2 separate regions of the Homo sapiens genome follow, and region 2 is linked to region 1. Evidence: chromatin loops called from intact Hi-C (ENCODE). Cell type or tissue: endothelial cell of umbilical vein. All regions are shown on one strand. Links, peaks and the distances in the headings refer to the core of each region. The heading gives the core; the rest is flanking DNA.

Region 1 (11,646 bases), core at 5,710-10,709:
TTCCTAGACATAGACATATACAATCTACCAAGATTGAATCAGGAAGAAATACGAAACCTGAACAGACTGATAATGAGTAAAGACATTTAATCAGTAATAAAGTCTCCCAACAAACAGAAGTCCGGGACTGGATGGCTTCACTGCCAAATTCTACCAAACACTCATAGAAGAACTAACATCAATTCTCCCCAACTCATTCTACAAGGCCAACATTACCTTAACACCAAAACCAGACAAGGATGCAATAAAAAATATTTAAAAAAAAAAAGAAAGAAAACTACAGGCCAATATCCCTAATGAACACAGAGATAAAAATTCTCAAAATACTGGCAAACTGAATCCAACAACATTAAAAAAAAAAAAATACACCACAATGAAGTGAGATTTATCCCAGAGAGGCAAGGATGGTTACACAAATCAACAAATATGATTCATAACCTCAACAGAATAAAGGACAAAACCATATGTTCATCTCAACAGACACAGAAAAAGCACTTGATAAAATTCAGTGTCCCTTCGTGATAAAAACTCTTAACAAACTAGGCATAAAAGAAACATACTTCAACATAACAAAGGTCATATATGACAACAGCTAACATCATACTGAATGGGGAAAAGTTGAAACCCTTTCTTCTAAGAACTGGAACAAGACGAGGATGCCCACTTTAATCACTCCTATTCAACATAGTACTGCAAGTCCTAGCCAGACCAATCAGGCAAGAGGGAAAAAAAGAAAAGGCATCCAAATTAGAAAAGAGGAAGTCAAACTGTCCCTCTTTGCTGATGATATGATTTTATATCTAGAGAAACCTAGACTCCACCAAAAAACTTAGTTCTGCTAAATAAATTCAGTAAAGTTGCAGGACAAAATCAACACACATAAATCAATATGCATCCATCTGTGAAGTAGGGAGTGTTAAAAAAAAATCAACATACAAAACCTGTTTCTATATACCAATAAAACAAACTAGCTGAGAAAGAAATCAAGAAGGCATTCCCTTTTTACAATAGCTATAAAAACTACAAAACACTAGATAAAATAAAGAGGGCACAAACAAATGGAAAGACATCCCATGCTCAAGAATAAGAATTAACATCATTAAAATGACCATACTGCCATAAGCAATCTACATTTTCAATGCAATGGCTATCAAAATACCAATGTCTTTTTTCACAGAAATAGAAGAAGCAATCTTAAAATTCATATGAAACCAAAAAGGAGCCCAAACAACCAAAACAATCTTAAGCAAAAAGAATAAAACTACCTGACTTCAAAATACATTACAAGGTTACAGTAACCAAAACAGCATGGTACTGGTATAAGACAGACACATAGACTAATGGAATAAAACAGATAATTCAGAAATAAATCCACATATTTAAAGCCAACTGATTATATTAAACAACAACAACAACAAAAAAGGCTTCTGCACAGCAAAGGAAACAATGAAGAGTGAAGGGAGAGCGCCAATGTCTGGTTTTGGGTGGGAACTGAAACCACCACTACAGCCAACAAGAACTTGGGAAGTGTAAATATCAAGCCCTGAAAGGGACCATGGTGCAGCCTGTGAGATGTAAGAAACCAATCAATTACTCACAGTTTGGCGACTCTGACAGTGATGATGATTTTGTTTCTGCAACTGTACCTTTAAACAAGCAATCCAGAACATCAAAGGAGTTAAAACAAGATAAACCAAAACCTAATTTGAACAATCTCCAGAAAGAAGAAATCCCACTAGAAGAGAAAACCCCTAAAAAAAAAAGGATGGCTTTAGATGATAAGCTCTACCAGAGAGACTTAGAAGTTGCACTAGCTTTATCAGTGAAGGAACTTTCAACAGTCACCACTAATGTGCAGAAGTCTCAAGATAAAAGAGTTGAAAAACATGGCAATAGTAGAACAGAAACAGTGAGTAAGTCTCCTCGTATCTCTAATTGCAGTGTAGCCAGTGATTATTTAGATTTGGATAAGATTACTAAGAAAGACAATGGTGGTATTCAAGGGAAAAGAAAAGCAGCATCTAAAGCTGCGGTACAACAGAGGAAAATTTTTCTGGAAGGCAGTGATGGCAATAGTGCTAATAACACCAAACCAGACTTGGCAACTGGTGAAGATTCTGAGGATGATTCTGATTTTGGTGAGAGTGAGGATAATGACAAAGACTCCTCTATGAGAAAAAGTAAAGTTAAAGAAATTTAAAAAAAAAAAAAAGAAAAGAAATGAAGGTAAAATCCCCAGTAGAAAAGAAAGAGAAGGAACCTAAATCCAAATGTAATGCTTTAGTGACTTTGGTAGACTGCTCTGGCTGCCATCAAATCAGAATCTCAGTCCTCGCCAAAAGAGATTTATCTTTCTTCAGATGCCACTAGGAAACCATTACAAATATGCAGTCCTTCAGCTGAAAGCAAGAGACCTAAATGGTTCTACCAGCATCTGGAAGTAGCAGCAATAGCAGCAGCGCACTGGCAGGAGTGTCCATGAAGTCTCCAAATCAGAGTCTCTGCTGTGGCTTGTCCAGATCAGCACCAGTTAAACCTTTGCATCCAAATGCTACTAGAGGCTGACTGTGGTACCAGAGAAATGTTTGGCTGAAAGAAGCACAGCTTTACAAGGGTGTTTATATTTGATTTGTGTTTATATCTGAGGCAGGTATTGTAATACAAAGGAATCCATTACCATGTCCTATAAATGATCTCTAGCCATTTTATGATTATGTTCTCTGTAAAGCTCTTCAAGATCTCAATGAGAGCTTTGTAAGAATTATCTTCTCATGCCTTTCCTTCTGAAGAGCATATTCTATTTTCCTGTCAGTTTGACATGGAGGAAGTCCACATCACATGCCGTTCTTTTCTAGTTACATGATGTGCCTTTCCAGCTTTGTCTAGTTTATAGCACCTTAACGTTAACCGTTCAGTTTTATCTCGCACAGGGAAACATTCTCATTTCTTTCATAAGACATTTCTGAAATCTTATAAGCTACTTAAGCTATATTATCAGTTTTATTGCAAAGATGTTTTGTATTTTAGCCAAATTTTTTCATAGTAAGAGTTCAGAAGTATTTTACACACTAAAATGGTTGCTGTATTATGGCATGTGTCTCCTATTTAGATGGTTATTCTATAACAAATAGAATTTGAAGACATTTAGTGATATCTTCATTGTCAAAACCTTTAATAAAAGTGGAAATGTTTTGAAATGCTTTTTTCTTGATACCACTGCATCCACCTTTTTTTTTTTTTTTTTTTGAGAGGGAGTCTTGCCTATCACCCAGGCTGGCACGATCTCAGCTCACTGGAACCTCCGCCTCCCGGGTTCAAGTGATTCTCATGCCTCAGCCTCCCCGAATAGGTGGGATCACAGGCAATCACCACCATACCCAGCTAGTTTTTGTATTTTTAGTAGAGACAGGGTTTCACCATGTTGGCCAGGCTGGTCTTGAACTCCTGACCTCAAGTGATCTGCCTGCCTTGGCCTCCCAAAGTGCTGGGATTACAGGTGTGAGCCACTGCACCCCACCAACAGCCACCTGCTTCTGACTGTCCACACTTCATGATAAAATGAGAGTTCTGCAAAAATGTTAGCCTTTTTCTTGTAAATATAAACAAGGGAAAGCTGTTTCTTCAAATAGTAACTTTTTGTTAAGCCAGTCTTCAGAAAGTAGTTGTCAAGTATTTAGTCATCCCTATTATGATATTAGATAATACAGCTTTTTAGGAAGCTCAGATCTCAATTTACTGTGAAAAACAATTGTAATCAATATTTTATATTTATGGTGAGAATTTCAACTAGCTTCTGATCAATTTTTATAAAAAATTTTCAAATCATATTAACCATTAAAAATGTATAATACTTAGCTCAGTTCTTCTCAGTTTATGGGAACATCTATGTTAACGTGAAAATAATTAATTTAGAACTGTGATTAAAGTGAGCATTTGTCTAAAAAAAGGGTGAAGAGACAATCTGCTGAATGGGAGAAAATATGTGCGAACTATTCAACAAGTGACTAATACCTAGAATATACAAGGAACTCAAACAACAAAAACAAAAACCCCACCAATAATCCCATTTAAAAGTAGGCTAAGGACATGAATAGATATTTTTCAAAGAAAGGCATACAAATGGCAAACAAGTATATGAAAAAATGCTCAACATCACTAATCATTAAGGAAATGCAAATAAAAACCACATGAAATATCATTTCAGCCAAGTTAAAATGGCTGTTATTTAAATAACAAAAAAGGCCAGGTGTGGTAGCTCATGTCTGTAATCTCAGCACTCTGGGAGGCCAAGGCAGGCAGATCACTTGAGGTCAGGAGTTTCAGACCAACCTGGCCAACACTTTGCAAAACCCCATCTCTACTAAAAATACAAAAAATTAGCCGAGCATGGTGGCACATACCTGTAATCCCAGCTACTTGGGAGGCTGAGACAGGAGAATCACTTGAACCTGGGAGGCAGAGGTTGCAGTGAGCTAAGATCACACCACTGCACTCCAGCCTAGGTGACAGGGAGTGAGATTCTGTCTCAAAATAATAAATAAAAGTAAAACAAAAGAAAAAAAGACACTGGTAAGGATGTAGAAAAAAAGGGAACTCTTATACAGTGTTGGTAAGAATGTAAATTAGTACATACTTTTTGGAAACCTACAAAAATTTCTCAAAAAATTGAAAACAGAACTACCACAAGATCCAGCAATCCCACTACTGGGTAGTTATCCATAGGAAAAGAAATCAGTATATCAAAGGGATACCTGCACTTGCATGTTTACTGTAGCACTATTCACAATAGCAAATATATGTAATCAACCTAAGTGTTCATCAACAGATGTATGGGGCCAGGCACAGTGCTAGGTCTGTAATCCTAGCACTCTGGGAGGCCGAGGCAGGAGGACTGCTTGAGCCCAGGAATTTGAGACCAGTTTGGGCAACATAGTGAGACCCCCATTTCTACAAAAAAAATTCTTTTTTAATTAGCCAGGTGTGGTGGGGTATGCTTGTGGTCCCGGCTACTCACTGCAGTGAGCCATGATTGCACCACTGCACTCCAGCCTGGGTGACAGAGTGAGACCCTGCCTTTAAAAACAAAACAAAACAAAAACAGATTAATGGACATATGTGGCATATATACACAATGGGATACTATTTGGCCATTAAAAAATAATGAAATCATGTCATTTGCAGCAACATGGATGGACCTGGAGGTCACTATGTTAAGTGAAATAAGCCAGGACTAGAAAGACAAATATAGTATGTTCTAACTCATTCAGTGGGTTTAAAAGATGATCTCATGGAGGTAGACAGTAGAATGACAGACACCAAAATCTGAGAAGGGTACATGGGTGGTAGGTAATGAAAAGAGGTTGCTCAATGTACACAAACATATTGTTAAAGAAAAAGTATAAAAATTCTAATATTCTATAGCAGACTAAGGTGACTATAGCTAGCAAAACTGTGTATTTCAAAGTAGATAGAAGAGAGGACTTTAAATGTTCCCAACACATAGAAATGATAAATACTCAAGGTGATAGATATCCCAAATACCCTGACTTGATCATTACACATCCTATGTAACAAAATGTCACATGTGCCTCGTAAATATGTAAAATATTATATATCAATAAAAAACAAAAAACAGGAAAGGAGAAGAGAAGCAAAGAAAAAGGATGGCAAACAAAGCAAGATGACAAAAATCCAGATATATCATAATTAAAATAGATGTGAATGAATTTAACTCATTTGTAACAGAAAATAACAAAAATAACATACAGACTGGGCATGGTGGCTCATACCTGTAATCCCAGCACTTTGGGAGGCCAAGGTGGGAGGATCACCTGAGGTCAGGAGTTAGAGATCAGCCTGGTCAACATAGCAAAACCCTGTCTCTACTAAAAATGCAAAAATTAGCGGGGTGTGGTGGTACGCACCTGTAATCCCAGCTACCCGGGAGGCTGTGGCACAAGAACCACTTGAACACAGGAAGCAGAGGTTGCAGTGAGCCGAGATTGTGCCACTGCACTCCAGCCTGGGCAACAGAGTGGGACTCCATCTCAAAAAATAAATAATATAAAATAAAATAAAAACAACATACAAATTCAACTAAAGCTGTTTATAAAAGTGAACTAAAACATTAACAGAGAAAAGATGAAAAAAATAAATTCTGACAAACCTTTTTTTTAAAAAGGTGGTATGGCAATTTTTTAAAAAAGGTGGTATGGCAATTTTTTAAAAAAGGTGGTATGGCAATTTTAATGTCAGACAAAACAATTTTATTGCAACATTAAAAGGTACGGAAACATGATATATATATATAATAAAATAAACCAAAAACATACCAAAGCCTTATACACATCTATCATCAGTTTGCCTTTTCTTGAATTCCATACAAATGGAATCATATAGTTGACTACGTTAAAGTGAAAACTGTTTATCACATCCCTATTATCAAAAAAAATCAGCTTGCTGGGCGCAGTGGCTCATGCCTATAATCCTAGCACTTTGGGAGGCCGAGGCGGGTGGATAACCTGAGGTCAGGAGTTCGAGACCAGCCTGACCAAGATGGAGAAACCCTGTCTTTACTAAAAATACAAAATTAGCTGGGCTTGGTGGCACATGCCTGTAATCCCAGCTACTTGGGAGGCTGAGGCAGGAGAACTGCTTGAACCCAGGAGGTGGAGGTTGCAGTGAGCCGAGATAGTAGTGCCACTGCACTCTAGCCTGGGCAACAAGAGTGAAACTCCATCTCAAAAAAAAAACAAAACAAAACAAAAAAATCAGCTTATTTCTGAAAAATATAATTAAAAGTACTAATAAGATTTAAAAAATCTAGCAAAATTTAGGATCACAGCAGAATGCAGGAAACAACTTATCAGACACAGAACTGAGCAGGTGGCAGGATGGAATTGGAACCTTTGCATTCCAGGGGAAGTAGGATTTACACTTACTGTAGAAATGAGTTTGCCTTTCCTGCCCTGAGTGTCTCTGGACATTTACAGTACCTCAATGGTTTCAAAATGTTTGCTTTGCCAATCTGGGATTCACTTTAACATCACCTCAAACTAAAGGACTCGTTTAATGGTGAAGAAGATACAACATTAAGCACATGACCATGGCATCCACTGGTCCTACACCACATACCACATCACCTAGAAACTGTCCGGCTAACAAAATCATAAAGTGGTGCATTAAATTAAAAGCTCGATTAAGAAGTCATTCTGCTGGTCATTTGGGATGCAGCATATGCACTGAACCAATGGCTAGGGTATTATATCCCTACTACCTGAGATGCACGGGTTTAGAAACCAAGGGGTAGAGAAGTTAGATTGACTCTTCACCATCACTCCCAGTAACTCACTTATGGCATGTGGATTTCCTATCCCCACAATTTAAAATCTCTGCTGTACTAGAGATCCTGAGGGTAATGCTTCCACAGTAGGGGTTCACGGAGCCTAAAGCCACAACCACCACTTGGTCACTATGGGCTTCTCATACTGATGAACGAGCAGGCAAAGAAAGGAATAAATATACTAGCAGTGATAAATGACCCTGATTATTAGGACCTGTTGTACACAATGAGATTAGGGAGCAATCTGTCTGGAATGCAGGGTATTTCCATGCTTGCTAATAGGGTAAACAGGAAATTACAGCAACCATGGCTCAAAACAGGCAAGGCAACTAAAGGCTCAAGTCCCACAAGGATGAAAGCCGAAAGGACAGAAGCAACTTAAACCAGCTTAAATGCTGGCCCAGCATAAAGGAAATCTAGAATAGGTAGTAAAAGAAGGTAATGATGAATAGTAATTCCTGCCTCAATACCAGTTGCAGTAGCAGGTACCACTGGCTTATATCACTAACCCTTCTCAAATTTCCATGGAAGATGTCAAGACTTGGTGATGGATTAGAATCAATGTAGGGTTTAAGCCAATCTGAGCAAAGCAAGATGTAGATTCTATCAAAAGTCTCATGCCTCAAAAACAAAGATAAAGAGATGGGACTTAAACTAAAAAGCTTCTGCACAGCAAAAGACACAATCAGCAGAGTAAACAACCCACAGAGTGGGAGAAAATCTTCACCATCTATACATCTGACAAAGGACTAATATCCAGAATCTACAAGGAACTCAGATCAGCAAGAAAAAAACAATCCCATCAAAAAACAGCCTAAGGACGTGAATAGACAATTCTCAAACGAAGATACACAAATGGCCAACATATGAAAAAATGTTCAACATCACTAATTACCAGGGAAATGCAAATCAAAACCACAATGCAGTACCACCTTACTCCTGCAAGAATGGCCACAATCAAAAAATCAAAAAATAGATGTTGACGTGGATGGCGCAGATTCCTTAAAGAACTGAAAGTAGATCGAGCAATCCCACTCCTGGGTATCTACCCAGAGGAGAAGAAGTTATTATACGAAAAAGATACTTGCACATGTGTGTATATATATATATACACACACACACACACACACACACACACACACTATGGAATATTACTTAGCCATAAAAAGAAACAAAATAATGGCATTTGCAGCAGCCTGGATGGAACTGGAGACCATTATTCTAACTGAAGTAACTCAGGAATGGAAAACCAAACATCGTATATTCTCCATTCATAAGTGGGAGCAAAGCTATGAGGACGCAAAAGCATATGAATGATAAGGGTGGTGGCGTGAGGGATAAAAGACTACACATTGGGTACAGTGTACATTGCTGTTGGGTGATGGTTGTACCAATCTCAGAAATCACCACTAAAGAACTTACTCATGTAATCAAACACCATCGGTTCCCCAAAAACCTACTGAAATAAAGTATTTTAAAAGTCTCATGTATAATCTTCATGCTCTCAGTCTCTCCTTTGATTCTAGTTGTATTAATTGCCTAATGCTGTGTAACAATAGTGGCTTAAAACAACACAAATTTGTGATCTCACAGTTCTAGAGGTCATTAAGTCTAAAACAGGTCTTACAGGCCTGTTTGGCATTTGCAGCAGCCTGGATGGAGTAGATTACAAAGCTACAATCAAAGCCTGCATTCCTTCAGAAGGCTCTAGAGAAGAATCTGTTCTTTGTCTATTCCAGCTCCTAGAAGCTGCTTATATTCCTTTGCACTTGGCCACATCATCAAGATTTCTGCTTTCAGCATCACATCCCTTTCCTGGACTAATTGATTCCCTCTGATAAGGACTCTTGTGATTACCAGAGCCCACTCAGATAATCCAGGACATCAGTAGCACAGGCAACCGAAAAGAGTCAAACTGGACTTCATCAAAATTAAGATCTTTTTAACATACTTTGTATATGAAAGGACACTAAATTAATACAGTGAAAAGGTAACCCACAGAAAGGAATATTTGGAAATCACATCTGATAGGACACTGATATTCAGAATATATAAAGAACTCTTACAAGTCAAAAACAACAACAACAACAACAACAAAATCCAGCTGGGTGTGGTGACTCACACCTATAATCCCAACACTTTGGGAGGCTGAGACAGGAGGATCCCTTGAGGCTAAAAGTTCAAGACCTGCTTGGGCAACATAGTGAGATCCCCATCTCTACAAAAAATAAATAAATGAGCCAAGCAGTGGCATGCACCTATAGTCCTAGCTACTCAGGAGGCTGAGACAGGAGGATCCCTTGAGCCCAGGAGGATGAGATTGCAATGAGCCATGATTATGTCACTCTATTCCAGCCTGAGTGATACAGTGAGACTTTGTCTCTAAAAAGAATAAAATAAAAATCCAACACAAAAATGGAGTAGGAATTGAATAGACACTTCTCCAAAGAAGATATGCAAACAGTGAATAAGCACATGAAAAGATGATCATATCACCATCCCTTAGAAAAATCCAAATCAAAACCACAATAATACCACCTCACAACCATCACCATGGTTATTATTAAAAAAATGATGATGACAGAAAATAACAAGTGTTGGTGAAAATGTAGAAAATTAGAACCCTTGTGCACTGCTGGTGGGAAGATAAGATGGTACAGCCACTGTGGAAACCCATATGGCAGTTCTTCAAAAAATTAGAAACAAAATTACCATACAATCCAGCAATTTCACTTATGGATACAAACCCAAAAGAAGTAAAAGTGAGAACTCAAATAGATACTTGTACACCCATGTTCATATTGGCATTATTCACAACAGCCAAAAAGTGGAAGCAACCAAAGTGTCCATGATCAGGCCAGGCGTGGTGGCTCATGCCTGTAATCCCAGCACTTTGGGAGGCTGAGGCGGGTAGATCACCTGAGGTCAGGAGTTCAAGACCAGCCTGACCAACATGGCGAAACCCCCATCTCTATTAAAAATACAAAATTAACCAGGCATGGTGGCCCATGCCTGGAATTCCAGCTACTTGGGAGGCTGAGGCAGGAGAATTACTTGAACCCAGGAGGCGGAGGTTGCAAATGAGCCGAGATCGTGCCACTGCACTCCAGCCTGGGCAACAAGAGCAAAACTCCACCTCAGTGTCTGTCATCAGTTGAATGAGTAAACAACATGTGGTAAATATAGATTCAACGGAACAGTACCAGCCTTTGGTCGGGGAGGAACTTTAGACACATGCTACAATGTGAATAAACCTTGAAGACACTATACTCAGTGAAATAAGCCAGTCATAAAGGACAAATATTGTATGATTTATTTCACTTACACATGGTTCCAGGAGTTGTCAAATTCATAGAGATAGAAAGTAGAATGGTGATTGCCAGAGGTTGGGGGGATGGCAGACTTGGGAGTTGTTGTTTAATGGGTACAGAGTTTCAGGTGGCAAAAATGAAAAACTTATGCAAACAGGTGGTGGTGATGGCTGCATAACAATGTGAATATACTTATCACTGTACACTTAAAAATGGTTAAAATGGTAAATTTTATGTTACACATATCTTACCACAATAACTTTTTAAAAACATGTACATGAATGCCAGTAGCCATATTACTCGTAATAGGCATAAGGGAGAAAAAACTCAAATGCCTGTAAACTGATGAATGCATAAAATGTGGTATTAACTGTAAAATTACATATTATTCAGCAATAAAAAGGAATGAAGTACTGAGAGGTGACAGCGTGCTGGCAGTCCTCAAAGCCCTCGCTCGCTCTTGGCACCTCCTCTGCCTGGGCTCCCACTTTGGCAGCACTTGAGGAGCCCTTCAGCCCACCACTGCACTGTGGGAGCCCCTTTCTGGGCTGGCCAAGGGCAGAGCCTGCTCCCTCAGCTTGGGGGGAGGTGTAGAGGGAGAGGCGCCAGCGGGAACTGGGGCTGCGTGCAACGCTGGCGGGCCAGCTGGAGTTCCGGGTGGGCGTGGGCTTGGCAGGCCCCGCACGCACTCAGAGCAGCCGGCCGGCCCTGCCGGCCGGACAGTGGGGGGCTTAGCACCCGGGCCAGCAACTGAAGAGGGTGTACTGGGTCCCCCAGCAATGCCAGCCCACCAGCGCTGCGCTCGATTTCTTGCCGGGCCTCAGCTGCCTCCCCGTGGGGCAGGGCTCGGGACCTGCAGCCCGCCATGCCTGAGCCTCCCCGCCCCATGGGCTGCTGTGCCGCCCGAGCCTCCCCAACAAGGACCACCCTCTGCTCCAGGGCGCCCAATCCCATTGACCACCCAAGGGCTCAGGAGTGCGGGCACACAGCGCA
Region 2 (11,646 bases), core at 2,223-7,222, 54 kb after region 1:
AGAGATAGGGTTTTGCCATGTTGGCCAGGCTGGTCTCGAACTTGTGACCTCAGGTGATCCTCCCGCCTTGGCCTCCCAAAGTGCTGGGATTACAGCCTTGAGCCACTGCGCCCAGCCTTTTTGAAACAGGGTCTCACTCTGTCGCCCAGGCTGGAGTGCAATGGAGCAATCTCAGCTCACTGCAACCTCCACCTCCTGGGCTCAAGGGATTCTCCTGCCTCAACCTCCCACGTAGCTGGGATTATAGGTGTGTGCCACCACACCCGGCTAATTTTTGTATTTTTTTAGTAGAGACAGGGTTTTGCCACATTGGCCAAGCTGGTCTCGAACTCCTGGCCTCAAGTGAACTGCCCACCTCAGCCTCCCTAAGTGCTGGGATTACACACCTGAGCTACCACACCCTGCCAGAACCCTGATTTTTTTTTTTTTTTTTTTTTTTTTTTTTGAGACAGAGTCTCGCACTGTCACCCAGCCTGGAGTGCAGTGGCGCGATCTCGGCTCACTGCAAGCTCCGCCTCCCGGGTTCACGCCATTCTCCTGCCTCAGCCTCCCGAGTAGCTGGGACTACAGGCGGCCACCACCACACCTGGCTAATTTTTTGTATTTTTAGTAGAGACGGGGTTTCACCGTGTTAGCCAGGATGGTCTTGATCTCCTGACCTCATGATCCGCCCACCTTGGCCTCCCAAAGTGCTGGGATTACAGGCATGAGCCACCATGCCTGGCCCAGAACTCTGATTTTTAAAGTGCTCCTTCTAAGAAGACTCAGAGCTACAGAGATGTCAGAAACAATCATAGAATGACTCTACATCCTCCCACAATGATACTAGACAGACACACTGGCACACCTCGAAATTTCTGGGTTGTGCACAGCCCAAGAGGGCTCATTTAAGCTGCCATGTCCACTCCTCCAACAAATCCAGGCACCATCTAAAGGGAACATGCCAAGTCACAGTCTCCTTTGTGAATTCCATAATGGCAAGAGAGCTCTCATTCATATTTGCGTTCCTGGCACCCAGAGCACATTTAATAAAAGTTGATTAAACAAAAATAATGACTTGGTCCTGAACTGCATTCTACAACTGCTCCTTGAGTTTTGTCCCATCCTATAATAACCATCACAAGCTCTGCTATTTATTCTACCATTTCTGTCCTGGCCCCACCTTTGAGATTGTTCTCACAGTTATCTTTGCCACTAGGTTGCAATTCTGACTGTGCTGGTGATGCTGGTTCCAGGTCCCTCAGGAACCCCTCCCCCAGTCTGGTCTGCCCTTGAACTCTATACTGGCCCCAGGGTATCCCAGGATTGTCAGAAAGGCCTGGCCAGGATTCACCTGGGAGAGGGATCAGCATCTCTGCAAAGTTGTTGGATTGAAAGAACTTTCATTTTGAGCTACATCATTGAAGAGCTTTAAATCTGAAAATAAGAAAGACGTTGAACCCTATTACTCACATCTCTTTGTCATTTGAAGCAGATCCCGAACCACTCAAAAGGACAAAACAAGGAAATAGCAATGAAATTGGATTCAGTGAATGGGGTAAGGGTATTAAGTGTCTGAAATATAAGAGATAAAAAAATTAGTTTTTACCTTTTTTTCTATTTTCTAAATGTTTTGGTGGCTAGAATAAGATATACTTTGAACTCAAGAGCAATAAATGTTAATATATTAAAAGTAGCTTTATGAAATATGGAAAGTATCTTTATTTCAAAATACTTCAAAGTAATCATCTGAATATTTATCAGAAATATTAAGACAACTTATTAAATCCTGTATTAAAATGATTGCTTATTACTTTTTGTTTATACTAGTCAGAAGTGATTCTCTTCCACATTTTAGATTTTTCAGAGTAAAAAGGATATAATTTTAGACTTTCAATTGAATATAAACTGGGGTTTTTCCACACGATTTGTGGACATGGCTGTCTGATGGTGACTCTTAGGTATTTATGCTAAAAATGTTATTTTGGGGATCCTTGGGAATGGACTCTGATATTTATTTATTTATTTATTTATTTATTTATTTATTTATTTATTTTGAGGCGGAGTTTCACTCTTGTTGCCCAGGCTGGAGTGCAATGGCACCTTGCCGGCTCACCGCAACCTCCGCCTCCTGGGTTCAAGCAATTCTCCTGCCTCAGCCTCCTGAGTAGCTGAGATTACAGGCATGCGCCACCACGCCCGGCTAATTTTTTTATATTTTTAGTAGAGACGGGGTTTCTCCATGTTAGTCAGGCTGGTCTCGAACTCCCGACCTCAGGTGATTCACCCACCTCGGCCTCCCAAAGTGCTGGGATTACAGGCATGAGCCACCATGTCCGGCTGGACTCTGATATTTATATTCACATTATTGGCCAGTAGGGAACTGATATCTGACTCAAAAATTAGTAGGATATGAAATCCTTCATTCTATCCATGAGCTTGTTATTCTTGAGAAAAAAATTTACTTTGAGAGTCTGAGGAATGATAAGTTTGTTACATTCCGGAATCTAGTTTTGGTGTTGTGTCCATCCTTTAGATAGGGTGCAGCTCTGTTTTACCATAGCAACAACTAACTTTTATTTCCATAGCCACTGACTGCACTCCTGACCCTGCCAACCATCTTGCAAATACATCCTCTTGCTTAGAAGAACCAGGGGAGGGGTGGGGCATGGTGGTTCATGCCTGCAATCCCAGCACTTTGGGAGGCTGAAGCGGGCAGATCACTTTGAGCTCAGGAGTTCAAGACCAGCCTGGGCAAAATGGCGAAACCGTCCCTTAAAAAAAAAAACAAAATCGCATCACTATACTCCAGCCTGGGAAACAGAGTGAGACCCTATCTCAAAAGAAAAAAAAAAAAAAAAAAAAGGGCCAGGCACAGTGGCTCACGTCTGTAATCCCAGCACTTTGGGAGGCTCAGACGGGCAGATCACCTGAGGTCAGGAGTTCGAGACCAGCCTGACCAACATGGTGAAACCCCATTTCTACTAAAAATAAAAAATTAGCCAGGCATGGTGGAATGCGCCTATAGTCCCAGCTACCAGGGAGGCTGAGGCAGGAGAATCACTTGAACCAGGGAGGCAGAGGTTGCAGTGAGCCAAGATCACGCCACTGCACTTCAGCCTGGATGACAGAGTGAGACTCTGTCAAAAGAAAAGAAAAGAAAAAAGAGAGGGAGAGAAAGAAGAGAAAGAGACGGAGGGAGGGAGGAAAGAAGGAAGGAAAAGAGAGAAAAAGAGAAGGAAGGGAGAGAGGGAGGGAGGGAGAGAGAGAGGAAGGGAGGGAGGGGAGGAAGAGGAGGAGGAAGAAAGAAAAGAAGGGCAACAACCAGGGGAAGAATATGGATGAATCAGTCCAAATTTATCATCATCACTGTGCCTTTCTGGTGACAGGTCAGTGGTGATAATGCTCTTTGAGGATGACTCCCTGCAGTACTAACGGAAGCACAAAAGTGCCAGAACTGGATGACAGCTCACTTATTTCAGGCTAGAAAAAAATCTGGGCACACTAGGGTGAATGATAAGCTCCTTGGCATGCTAGCCAAAATCAGCTTAAAAGAGGGCTACCTGGGTACAAGAGAACCCTTATTTTGGGTTGAAAAGCAGAAGCTTCCCAAGAGGGAAGATACACTGAAGCTGAAGGTGTGGCAGTCCCCCCAACCAATTAGACTGGGGATGAAGGCTGCTTAGTTGGACTAGGAAAAGTAATGGATACTGGATTCCAGAGTGGGCAATGTTGGGAGGAGCAAGGTAGAATGTGATTTAAAGGGACTAAGAAATTTTGGGCTGAGCTAGGCTATAGGAGAATGGTAGACAGACCTGAGGATTTTGCTGGGCTGTGTCAGTCTGGGTTATAGAAGTGGGTGGAAATTACAACTAAGGGACTTGGAGATGAGGGGAGGTAAGAAGACAGATCTGATGGTATTGAGGTAGGGGCTGCTAAGAGAAGCATCAAACAGGAGGGCTAGCCCAGGTTTGAGCTGGACACTCCACTGACAGTTCTAAAGCAGAAAATTAGGGAAGGAATAGTCAGGGGCTTATCAGCTATGCAGTAGCTTCTAGAAGTCAACAGCTGGCTCTGGGAGGGAAAAGATTGAGAAAAACAAAAGAAATAAATAAGAGCAGAAGGTATAGGGGAAAAGGTAGGGGTGAGAGTTATCAGTCTGGTTAGAGCTGGGCTAAACATTTAGTCTTACCATCAGTTTAAAAGCACCTGGACCAGTTAGTTGCTGTACAGGCAAAGTCAAAGGGAGAAGCCTGGCCTCTCTCTACTCAGTCAAGGTTCATGACTTTAGGAGACTGCAATGAACCAGGCATACCAGGAAAGGAAAAGGTTAACTGAGGTTGAAAAAAAAACTTTATGTGGCACTTTTAAACAAGCAGGTTGGTTTGGCTTGTGTGACTATGATGGTGCCTGATTTTGAGCAGAGCAATTTGTGTTGTGACATTTTAAAATCCATTCTGGCACTTGGTGATGAATGTGTTGGCTGGCAGCTAAGAACTTGCTAGAATGCAAGTATGCAAGTCTTCACCATTTATAATCGACACTTCCTTTCCAGGAAAGAGCCTTTCTAATCTTTGAATCAGTGGATTTATCAATTTGCATAAAATATGCCATCCTCAATGAACACATTTATCATCTACCACTTAACTTTCCTTCTGTTAAAAAAAAAAAAAAAGCAGAATCACCTTCCTGTGAGTCAGCAGCTTTAAATTCAGCTGTGCTGGGTGAAGCTGTTAAGGGTAGGAAGGAGCCATCACTAGAAGGGGGAGAAGCAGGAATAAAATGATCTTTTCTATTTCCATGATTTTTTATGTTTCTGTTTAAATGGTTAAATACCCAATTAGGTTAGATGCTAATTAAATGTAAAATTACTGGGCTGTTCCAATATGCATGTTAAAGTTGTACTTCTTGGTTGTTTGTAATTTACCTAACTCTTGAGAGATCATCAGAGCAGCCCAGCTGAGTTTAAAGAAGGCTTCCAACTGCCCAGGATATGCATCAGTTCCTGAACAAAAAAAGAACACCCCAGGATCAACAGAAGCTACTATCAAATCCTTCAAACACTACATGCACCACATGCTCACATTTGTCCTATTTTTGCTACTATTTATCCACAAAAAAGCCAAGCCTGAACTCCTTCTTGAGGCCAAAACTTAAAAATATACCAAATGAATCAGTTCAAAATTTTACAAATTTGGTTTGGCTTAATCATAACTGATTCTTCATACTATTGACACCGTTGATTCTTCACACTATAGATACCACTCACTAAAATTACAACTCAGTCACCTCTTCCCATATACCATATTTCATTAAAATCAATGTAAGATAAGAAATGGTTACCAGATGCCATCGTTTCAGACCAAACCATATGTCAAATTTTGAATAAACCTAACAACATCTGATTGGTTAAGTAGCATACCTAGATTTATTAAAATCACTACACTCCTTTAATGTCTGTAGGAGAACATGCATGCACAAGCACACACACGTTGTGTGTGCATTTATATATATATATATATATATATATATATATATATATGTATATGCTACTGCAAAATTGAAGAGACTTTACCAAGTTCTGTCATTGACAGGGACATTATATATAAAGAATATACATACTGTAATTCACCTCATCAAGAGTTAATTTTATGGCCGGGCACAGTGGCTCACACCTGTAATCCTAACACTTCGGGAGGCAGATCACTTTGAGCTCAGGAGATTTGAGACCAGCCTGGGCAACGTGGCAAAAACCCATCTCTACAGAAAAATACAAAAATGAGCTGGGCGTGGTGACTCCCGCCTGTAGTCCCAGCTGTATACATGGGAGGCTGAGGCTGGAGGATTGCTTGAGCCAGGTAGCAGAGGTTGCAGTGAGCCAAGATTGTACCAGTGCACTCCGCCCTGGGTGACAGAGCAAGACCTTGTTTCAAAAAAAAAAAAAAGAGTTAATTGTACCAGGAACATGTGGTGTCAAAATTTAAAATATGTGAACTCTTTGACCCAGCAATGCTATTTTCAGGGATATATCCTAAGATCATCACCAGCAAAGTATATAAGGATGTGCATGCAAAAATATTCATCATGGCTTTCTTTATACAATGAAAAATTGGAAATAAACTTCTCATTAATGGGATGCTGGTTAAAGAAAATCATTACTGTAATATGCAGCCATCTAAAAGGGTAATTTATATGTATATATATTTACATAAGAAAACCCTCATGTCATATTGCTGAGTAAAAAGAAAGATGTCAATGAGTATTCATGATGTGATTCTATTTATCCTTGCAAATGGTGGAAATTCAATTATATGGTATTTTCTCTCTTTTCTGTTTGTTTTTCATATATGTATATATTTCCTTTGAAATCAGAAAAAAATCAAGCTATTTTCATCAGAGGAAAAAAATCATTACTCTGTATTTCAGTCACACTAAAATAGTCACCCAAGAAGCCAATTGTAGCTCTTTTATTTCTGTGCCTTCTGTTGGAAGGAAAACTGTACATAAACAGACCACATTACAGAGAAAATTTGAATGGATGGTGTCTGGTGCCTAAACCAAAACAGAGGTGAAATATTATACAAACTGAAGAGGATGACTTTATCATAGTGTTTGAAAGAATTCTGTGTGTGTGTGTGTGTGTGTTGTGTGTGTGTAGATACATACTAGTATATTTTCATTACTAACCAAAAACATAATGTAAGTTCCAAATGGCAGCAAAGAATATAATTACCTTTGGCTTTTCTTACATAAGTTACCACCCCATAAATCTTTATGTTAATTTGGAAAAATCTGACCTGAACAGATGGACCTCATGCTGTTCTCTAAAACATGAACAGATTTCTGATCTTCTGGACCAGGAAATGAAGTCAGCACTAAAAGAGAAGACACCATCATCCAGCTCCTAGAATTTCAATCTAAGAATCTGTAATAAAAGCAGTATTTCCCTCTACAGAAATATAGCAAAGTAATATGTTTACATCTTAATGAAATGTACTCTTGATATGATAAAACACAGTGTGATATTTATAGCACTGGTGGTGCTGGCTGTCTGGTCCCTGAACCTCACCAATTTTGGAGAATCCCCTTGCTGTGGTTCTTGGCAGGTAGAGCATTTGGCTTGATGCTCCCAAGTTTCTTATGGAAGGCACATCTCTGGGGCTGACACTCTGTGTGGATAAATCTTCATCTCATTAGTCCAAGGGCCTTTTTTCCATGAGCATTTTCACAGAAGCTGTTTCACAAATCAACTCCATTGGTGTTGAAGACCTAATAAAGGGCTCTCTATCAAGTAATTACAGCACTGAGGTTTGAATTTCTGCTCCACAACCTTCTAGTTGTTTAATTTATGTCGGGAAGAGACTGGTCGATAAGCAGGCCTGAATCTGAGGAAGAATTGGGGCCAAGGAGGTGGCCTGTGAGGTCAGGAGATTGGTTACATAAAAGAAGAATGAGTAAATAGTTAAATATATCGAGGATAATGGAAGCCAGATTTTTTTACCAAGAGAGAAGGAAGTTACAAATAGAATAAGGGTGAAGACTAGAATGAACCCTGTAGTGTTGGAGTAGAGCTAGAGATATTGGAGTAAATTCATGAGTTTTAATATAAATGGACAGAAAGATATATAAATAGATATAGGGGTGTGTGTGTGGGTGTGTGTGTGTGAATTTCCTAGCTCTGTCTGCTAAAATGGCCTAAAAACAGTAACACTCCAGTAGCAATGACCACACCTAGCATCCAGATCTTGGTTCTAAAAATCCATTCTCAAGTAAAAGGAACCAGAGCTCAGTGGAGAAACAGCTGATGAAATAACTGCAATGATTGTGGCAGAAAAAATACCAGAAGAGCCTGAAATGTCTTGCACCCCAAAAAAGTACTCTCAGAATGATACAGAGATGCCAAAAGGACACAGGAGCTGGCTTGAAGGGTATCCCAATGGCTGGAACTGGAGCATTTTCAGCATCAAAACCAATAGTGATAGTAATGGCTTATAATCTATTGGATAAAATAGAAATCCACAAGTCCACGCTGATGGAAATAAGCCAATAAGAAGGGAGAGGAAAAAACTTCTGTACAATAGAATCCCAACTAGTAAATGGAAAACAAATATTGTAATTAGAAAAACTACAATTTGGCAATCATCCTAGTAACAGTTTATGCAAGAATCATAAAATAAGCAAGTGAAACTTTGTTAAGAAACCAGATGTTTACATAGCCTCAAAGTGTCTTCCTACAAAATACTTATTAATTCAAAGGGAAAGAGAATAACTTAACAGTGGAGAAATTATCACCTTAAGCCATCAAAGTTAACATCACCAACAAAAAAACAATATTATGTGCCTTTTAATATGATACATTTGGAAGAATACAATTTCACTTCTATCACATTCCTGCCAAAAAAAAATGTATCACCTGAATCTAATCAAGAAGAAACATCAGACAAACCTAAAATGAGGAACTCTACAAAAAAAAAAAAAAAAGAAAAAGGCCTGAACTCAAAAATGTCAAGGTCACTAAAGATAAGGAAGGATTGAGGAAATGTCACAAATTAAAGATTAAAGAGACATAACAACTAAATGTAATTCATAATCCTGACTTTGATTCTAGACCAAAAGTAAGAAATACTTTTTCAAAAAGGAAATTGTTAGGACAAATGACAAATTTTGAATGTGGTGTGTGGATTAGATAGTGGAATTATATCAATGTGAAATTTCTGATTTTGGTGATAACACTGTGGTTATGCAGGAGAGGGTCCTTGTCTTAAAGGAAAACACTTAAGTAGTTAGGGATAATTGGATATCACCTCTGCAACTTACCTTCGATTGGTTCAGAAAAAGAAAATGAATGGCAAAACAAATGTAAAATGTTTACAATTGGAGAACTTGGGTGAAGAATAATAAGAGAGTTATCTTTTACCCAGGAGTTTGTTGTATTATATTTGCAACTTTTATGTAAGTTTGAAATTACTACAAAATAAGTTACAAAAATGGCAATACCAGTATTTAATTCGTTGGATTTTGGGGAAAAGTACATGAGTTAATATGTGTGGTATGTTTACAACAGAGCTAGACACATAATAAATGCTATATATATATGTTAGCAATGATGGTGATAGTGAGACAGTGGTGGTGGTGATGATGAAGTCCTGAATTTTAAACACACAGGTGCAGTGGCTCATACCTGTAATCCCAGAACTTTCAGAGGCCAAGGCGGGCTGATCACCTGAGGTCAGGAGTTCAAGACCAGCCTGGCCAACATGGTGAAATTCCTCCTCTACTAAAAATACAAAACTTAGCTGGGTGTGGTGGCAGGTGCCTATAATCCCAGCTACTCTTCTGAGGCATGAGAATCGCTTGAACCCGGGAGGCAGAGGTTGCAGTAAGCCAAAATCACGCCACTGCACTGCAGCCTCAGCCACAAGAGTGAAACTCCGTCTCAAAAATAAATAAATAATAAACACACAATTCATCTGAATTGGGATGAGTTGACTCTGGCTCACTTTTCTCCTTTTAGATTTAACAAAGAAATTAAAATAGTATTTACTTGCATCTGACATGCTAACAACAATGTAAATTTGTTTATTGCAATTTAAACACTGTTCATATAATGTTTTATACACTAGTGTCCCCAAGCAAAAGACATGTTAGTAATATTTTTTTAAATAATCCAAGATCAAATTTTTAAAAAGCCATTTTCACCTTTCATTAATTTAGGCAATCTGGTGATAATGAGAATATGCAATACATAAATATATACATATATTAACATATATTTAATAAAGGTAAATCATGTACAATGCTATTGTTTACGGTTACTATACAATACCATATACAGTAGCATTGTATATGATTAACCTTTATTAAATATATACATTAATATATATTACAATACATAGAATTAAAGACCATGAGAGTTTAAAAGATTTTGGGGATCATCTACTCCAATTCCTTTGAGAGTAAGTATATCTTCTCTCTACAGCAGGGGTGCCCAACCCTCAGTGCATGAACTAGTACTAGTCTGTGGCCTGTTAGGAACTAGGCCACACAACAGGAGGTGAGTGGAGAGCAAGCGAGCATTACTGCCTGAGTTCTACCTCCTGTCAGATCAACGGCAACATTATATCTCACAGGAGCACAAACCCTATTGTGAACTGTGCATGTGAGGGATCTAGGTTGCATGTTCCTTATGAGACTCTAATGCCTGATGATCTGAAGTGGAACCGCTTCATTCTGAAACCATTCGTGAACACACCCCCCACCCGCCGACTCCTTCCATGGAAAAACTGTCTTCCATGAAACCAGTCCCTGGTGCCAAAAAGGTTGGGGATGACTGCTCTACAGCATCCCCATCAAATAGTACAGTTTCTGATTGACCACCTACAATGACTAGAAACACTCCTTCTCAAAACAGCCAGTTGGAAGTCATTCCTGATTGTTAGAAAGTTACTTTTTAACAATGAGTCAAAATCTTTCTCCATGTAATTTCCAGAGGCTGCTACTATATGTCTTCTGAGGTCACAAATTGATTCCCTCTTCCACTTAACAACATTTCAATAACGTGAACTACTATTCCCTACCCTCCTCATCTAAATTCTCCCACTGTAAGTTTCCTCTTCTCCAAACTGAATAGCCCCTGGGTTTTCAATTATTCCATGTATAATCATGGTTTTCAGTCCTTTCACCATCTTATGTTTTATTCTTTTTTTTTTTTTTTTTTTTGAGACAGAGTCTCGCTGTTGTCACCCAGGCTGGAGTGCAGTGGCGCGATCTCAGCTCACTGCAAGCTCCGCCTCCCAGGTTCATGCCATTCTCCTGCCTCAGCCTCCCAAGTAGCTGGGACTACAGGCGCCCGCCACCATGCCTGGCTAATTTTTTTGTATTTTTAGTAGAGACGGGGTTTCCCCATGTTAGCCAGGATGGTGTCGATCTCCTGACCTCGTGATCCACCTGCCTCGGCCTCCCAAAGTGCTGGGATTACAGGCGTGAGCCACCACACCCGGCCTCAGTCCTTCCACCATCTTAACCACTCTCCTCAGTTTCTATACTTTGTCCTGTTCAGGGGGATTTTGTTTCTATGAAGGCAGTCTGACATCACATCAGCTATCTGGCAATCTCATGCATTCATGATTATTCCTTTATTCAGTCAGTATTTATGAGTGCCTATGATGTGGAAGGCACCATGCTAAGACATTATGAGAGACAAGACCAAGAAGGCATAAGCTTTCTCTTAAGGAACTTAAATGTTAATGGGTGAGAAAAGATATCAGACACAACAAGTACTATGCACATTAAAGGAAGGAAATTATACAATTAACTATAGATTTGCTTTAACATCAGAATATGGGTGAACAAAGCAAAAGTAATGACAATTTCAGCCTAGAACTAATTTGTTTTGGGATAGCATAAGAATTGGTAAAAAGGAGCAGTTTGAGATTTAAACTACACTAAAAGAGAAACTTCTAGATTAGAAGAATGAGCTGGGCATGGTGGCTCACACCTGTAATCCCAGCATTTTGGGAGGCCAAGGCAGGTGGATCACGAGGTCAGAAGATCAAGACCATCCTGGCTAACACTGTGAAACCCCATCTCTACTAAAAATACAAAAAAATTAGCCAGGCCTGGTGGCGGGCACTTGTAGTCCCAGCTACTCGGGAGGCTGAGGCAGGA

Evidence for each region. A loop is a pair of places that touch in the nucleus more often than their neighbours do. Peaks named below come from ENCODE experiments on the same cell type or tissue, not always from the same donor. Only the 100,000 strongest peaks of a DNase experiment are listed, where the experiment ranks them.
Region 2: a loop joins it to region 1, with 2.9 times the contacts of the local background. A loop is called at or near these places in 1 of 110 quality-filtered maps.

The regions. Positions count from the first base shown.
Region 1 is chr3:136,889,986-136,901,631 of GRCh38, reverse strand. All of the region lies in intron 1 of NCK1 (NCK adaptor protein 1), which reads right to left. It also overlaps the pseudogene RAD51AP1P1. Among named protein-coding and RNA genes, the nearest start is that of NCK1, 34 kb to the right of the region's middle. In endothelial cell of umbilical vein, for the core only: no CTCF peak of the experiment used is centred there; DNase peaks (open chromatin) are centred at 7,611 and 9,071; H3K27ac peaks cover 3,547 bases.
Region 2 is chr3:136,832,122-136,843,767 of GRCh38, reverse strand. All of the region lies in intron 1 of SLC35G2 (solute carrier family 35 member G2), which reads right to left. It overlaps NCK1-DT (NCK1 divergent transcript), which reads left to right. Exons shown (of 3, transcript NR_110177.1): 3 at 1,199-1,792. Among named protein-coding and RNA genes, the nearest start is that of SLC35G2, 19 kb to the right of the region's middle. In endothelial cell of umbilical vein, for the core only: no CTCF peak of the experiment used is centred there; DNase peaks (open chromatin) are centred at 4,777 and 4,907; H3K27ac peaks cover 3,012 bases.